Linked DNA regions of Homo sapiens: region 2 is linked to region 1. Evidence: read pairs that join two places in POLR2A ChIA-PET (ENCODE). Cell type or tissue: OCI-LY7. All regions are shown on one strand. Region 1 overlaps MBTPS1 (membrane bound transcription factor peptidase, site 1). Region 2 overlaps ATP2C2 (ATPase secretory pathway Ca2+ transporting 2).

What was found. ChIA-PET counts read pairs that join two places held together with the same protein. Peaks named below come from ENCODE experiments on the same cell type or tissue, not always from the same donor. Only the 100,000 strongest peaks of a DNase experiment are listed, where the experiment ranks them.
Region 2: POLR2A ChIA-PET joins it to region 1 with 5 read pairs; 1 of 35 experiments calls an interaction of 5 or more read pairs at or near these places.

The regions. Positions count from the first base shown.
Region 1 is chr16:84,090,670-84,093,169 of GRCh38, reverse strand. MBTPS1 (membrane bound transcription factor peptidase, site 1) reads left to right here. Exons shown (of 23, transcript NM_003791.4): 7 at 1,322-1,438; 8 at 2,228-2,295. Among named protein-coding and RNA genes, the nearest start is that of MBTPS1, 25 kb to the left of the region's middle. RefSeq lists an enhancer at 422-1,621. In OCI-LY7, no CTCF peak of the experiment used is centred here; a DNase peak (open chromatin) is centred at 1,539; H3K27ac peaks cover 372 bases.
Region 2 is chr16:84,422,750-84,425,249 of GRCh38, reverse strand. ATP2C2 (ATPase secretory pathway Ca2+ transporting 2) reads right to left here. Exons shown (of 27, transcript NM_014861.4): 10 at 1,987-2,062. Among named protein-coding and RNA genes, the nearest start is that of ATP2C2-AS1, 43 kb to the left of the region's middle. In OCI-LY7, a CTCF peak has its summit at 1,601 (motif pointing left); a DNase peak (open chromatin) is centred at 1,509.

The sequences.
Region 1 (2,500 bases):
CCTGAAACTTGAGGAATTCATACTGAAATGTAAAAAGCAGAATCACTGGACTGTACACACTTGTGTAAAAGGAGTGCACGTCAGTGACGCTGAGCCATTCATACTGCAGCACGCATGCTCAGTTTACTGTTCCTCTGCCTCCTGGGTGGCTCCGCCCTTCTCCCACCAACCACTGTGTCGACCTAAGTTGAACCCTGAAGACCCTGCCGAGGCTACTACTTACGACGATTCTTTGATTTCCCTTGTTTCTTCTCTACCTCCAGGCTTCCCCAGGCCTCTGTACCCTGGGTCGGTTGTCTGCATGATAGAACAGAACAATTGCAGATAGAATAAGTGTGCTTGCCTCCCTGATTGGGTTCCTACCACCTTGAGCTGTTTTATTTACCTCTGTGTCCCGACACCTGGCATTGTGTTGGGTAATGGGAGTTTACAAGCCTTGTTCCTTCACTCTTCATTTGGAAACTATAGAAAAGGGAGAGGGTCCTAGTATTTGTTTCTTTTTTCGTTATTTATTTTTTAAGGTTAATTTTTGAATAGGTAATGCATAGCTCAGAAATGTCAGAAGGTAACACAGTGAGACCCCCACCCCTGTCCCCGTCCAGCAGGTTCTTTCCTCACTGGCCCGTGTGTCCTGTGTGATGATGTTCCTTTCTTATACCTCCTCGTAGAATTTCTTTGGTGTATATGAGAAAATATAAGTACCTGGTCTTTTAAAAACCTTTAAAAACATAATCTTAATCATTACATTGCTTCTCTTCCTACCATAAACTTAATTTTATATTTTTTAAAAAAGCAACAGCTAAAGGTGATCCACAAAGTAATGAAGCTTTTGTAAGGAACATAGGAGCACTTGAACATCAGAAGACTAATACTGTGAAATAACTGTTACTGCTGCCATTTGTCCTTCAGTCTGTTTAGGAATGAAGAAGGTTAGATAGATAAGTTGAACTATTCCAAAATGCTTAACTTAATAGAAGTGCCTTGGGATAAGTCCTTTTGTAGGAGAGGGGCGGTTGGGAGCTTGGGTGTTATCTAGGAAGGCATTCTTTGTGTAGAGAGCTGTGCATTTCACCTAGAGAGATAGGCCACCTGCAGAACACAGCTGCCTCTTCCTTAGGTTCAGCTCCAAGGACTTAGAACTTCTACGTGTTGTATTTTACTCTCCAGAGCATTATGCATGCTCAGGATTCATTTCTGGTTTTAAGTAAAAAAAAATTAAGAGAACTACTTGTAATTTTAAAAGAGCCTTAGAAATAAAAACTGTCCTAGCACTTTAAAACTTGATTGAAACACTAAGCAGACTGTTATAATATTTAACTAGGTATCTTACACATCTTGGTTTTTGGACGCCTTCAACTATGCCATTTTAAAGAAGATCGACGTGTTAAACCTCAGCATCGGCGGCCCGGACTTCATGGATCATCCGTTTGTTGACAAGGTTTGTGGAGTCACTGCACACGGGGTTTGGGTGACAGCTCCTGCTCTTTCGCAGCCCAACTTTGCATCATATCTAGTGTGTTGGTGGCTTTTCATCCAGGTGGTGACAGCTTTGTGAGAACAGATGGCTAATGACGTGAGCTTCAGTGATTTGCATGTCATAAATTGAGTGGGTTAGAGGCCTCAGAGTAGGTGTTGATAAGGAGCACATGGTGCCTTGCTGATTTTTTTTTTTTTTTTTTTTTTGAGATGGAGTTTTATTCTTGTTGGCCAGGCTGGAGTACAATGGCACAGTCTTGGCTCACTGCAACCTCCGCCTCCCAGGTTCAAGCGGTTCTCCTGCCTCAGCCTCCCAAGTAGCCGGGATTACAGGTGCACACCACCATGCCCGGCTAATTTTGCTATTTTTAGTAGAGACGGGGTTTCACCGAATTGGCCAGGCTGGTCTCCAACTCCTGACCTCAGGTGATCCACCCACCTCAGCCTTTCAAAGTGCTGGGATTACAGGCGTGAGCCACCATGCCCTGCCAATTCTTTCTTACCTAAACATGCAATTCGTGTTTTCCTCAAAGTGACTAGAAAGTCAGCATCTGCTCTGTGCACTGCGTGCTTCTCCGTCCCGGGTGGTATCCTCTAAAAATGCAAGTTGCCAGCACATCCGCCTTTATAATGGGCCAGTGCTGCTTTTTTAGAACTGTTTTTAGACGTTGTGTATGGTTTTTTTTTTTTTTTTGACAGTTATATGTTTAATGAAAGGGATACTTTCATTAAATAAATGCTCCTTTTGTAGGTGTGGGAATTAACAGCTAACAATGTAATCATGGTTTCTGCTATTGGCAATGACGGACCTCTTTATGGGTAAGTAGCCCCAGCAGGGATGACCTCGGGGATTTTTTCCCCCTTAAATAACTGAAAAATTGTTATCTGTTTGTGTATCTACCTATGGTTACTTGTTTATGTCTGTCTAAAACTTGTCTTAAGGATGTTTTCCTCATGTAAAAAAATACTATAGGATGTAGATGAACACCCAGGTACTCACCACTCACCTCAGCAGTTGTCACCT
Region 2 (2,500 bases), 330 kb before region 1:
ACTAGGTGTACGAGACACGGAGGTGTGAGTAGGGACTGGGAAGGTGGGTGGTGTTGCCAGGTGACACCCTTGGAGAGCTTGCTAAAGAACGTTAGCTTTGCTTTGCAGGGGCCAGGGGGCCAGGGATGTTTTCTGATGGATGGTAGCGGGGTGTGTGTGTGTATGTATTGAGGGGGGCAGCTGCCACAGTATCTGTTAGTTTTGTTTTGGGCATTCTACTATTGGCTACTAAACTCAGTCATCAGCTGAAATCTTAGCTAGAACCCAAATGAACTCAAATGAAATAGATTAGCAAGGGGAGCTCTATTGGAAATAGGGGTGAGGCAGTGAGCCTAGAGCCACCCCCACTAGGTACTCACTCCACCCTTGTGGCATTCCCATAGTAGAAGGCTGGAGACTCCTCACAGGAGCTCACAAGAATCAACTAGGTACATCTCTTCCGAAATCCATGTTCTGTGTCTATACATTAGTAGCTTGAAAACGGCCACACTGAGAGTATTTGCACCATGGGAATTGGCAAATGCTACTTTCCTCTAGAAGCGCTGACCAGCATGGTGTTGCTTCCCTGCACCTGCCCCTTGGGCCTTCTAGGGGGTCCATGGGACTGAGTGTCAAAACTCTCCATCTGCTAGAGCAGTTCCCAAAATGTTAAAAAAAAAAAAAAAAAAAAAAAGCCCAGTGCGGTGGCTCATGCCTGTAATCCTAGCACTTTGGGAGGCCAAGGCGGGCAGATCACTTGAGACCAGGAGTTTGAGACCAGCCTGGCCAACATGACAAAACCCTGTCTCTACCAAAAATACAAAAATCAGCTGGGCGTGATGGTGCATGCCTGTAATCCCAGAGATTCAGGAGGCTGAGGCAGGAGAATTGGTTAACCCAGGAGGCAGAGGGTGCAGTGAGCTGAGATCACGCCACTGCTCTCCAGTCTGGGCAACAGAGTGAGACTCCATTCCTGCCCCCTCAAAAAAAATGTCTGAATGATATCATGGGTCTTGCTGTGGACATGTCAATTTAAGTTCTAATTTAACTTAAGAAACATGGGCTTACATAAGCTGTTTCTCTCAAGACTGTTCTCTGGCTTCGCAGTTTTGGCTACACTCACCAGCACCCCCCTCATCACTAGATGTGCTATAGGCAGTGGCTTGTTGGTTTATTCCTTGATTAAATGTTTTACTCAACAAATATTTACTGAGAATCTATTAGGGGCCAGGCATGGGTTGATCCTAAAGGCTGGAATAAAGGACACAGAAGTAAGGCCAGATATGGAAAGAACAGGAAGAAGCCCCAGAAGGGACTGGGGCAGCACTATGGGGATGTCAAGCCTTAAGATCTAGATTCAGAACCGCAGCATCATGTCAATGCTGTTTGTTGTGTTACCAAAGGTCAGGAAGTCCCAGTCCAGGAACAGCCTGCTTAGAAGCATAGAAATATGTTTGGGTGCACAGATAAACTACATTTCCCAGTCTCCTTTGCAGTTATGTAGGCCATGTGACTCCATTCTGGCCAATAAAAGATGGTCAAATTGATGATTCCACTTCCTGGTCTATGCCTTAAAAATGTCCTCCACAAGCCTCCATGTTTCCTCTTTCACCATCTGCTGGCTGAACAGAAACATGGCCTCCAAGGACCCAGAGGAAGATAGAGCAGCAATGTAACAGGGGCCTGGGCCCAAGTCACTGTTTGTAGGCGAGCTATCCAGGAGAGCCACTGGACCAGGAATACACCCACGGACTTTGGACTGCGGTGTGAGCAAGGAACAAGCGTTTACTCTGTTAAGCCAAGAAAATGTAGTGGCTGCTTGTTACAGCAGCCAGCCTGGTCCAACTATACAGAAAGCTCTTGTTGCTTGTGGAGAGCCTCTGATCCCAATCCCCAAGCCTTATGCAGCTGAGTAGCAAGATATTTGAGAAACGGCCATGGCAACCCCCCTATGATGGCTCCCCTCCATCTGCAGAACAAACCCAGTATGGAAACTGCTTCACTCACCGATTATGCCAAAGGAGAAGAGTGTCAGTTGCTTTCCTAGCCTGTCCATGCTTTTCTGCAAAGGAGTTTTAGGTGTCTGAAAGGGTGAGCACAATGGGTTAGTTGGACAAGATCCTAGCTTCTGCCTGCCTTTGTTCAAAATGTCTTCACCTTGCCATCCTACAGCTTCAGTGATGATTACACAGGGGTACACATATGTCAACATTCATTGACTTTTGCACTGAAGACCTGTGCGTATTACTGTCTGAAAGCTGTATCTTTATCAAAATGCTAACAAATGTCTTACGTGTTTGAAAAGAGGCCAGGTGTGGTGGCTTATGCCTGTAATCCTGGCACTTTGGGAGGCTGAGGCAGACAGATTGCTTGAGCTCAGGAGTTTGAGACCAGCCTGGGCAACATGGCGAAACCCTGTCTCTATTAAAAAAAAAAATTAAATGTTTAAAAAGTATACTCATATGAACCACATGCCACTCATTCCTAAGGAGTAGGCAAGGCTGGTATTATTTGCCTATAA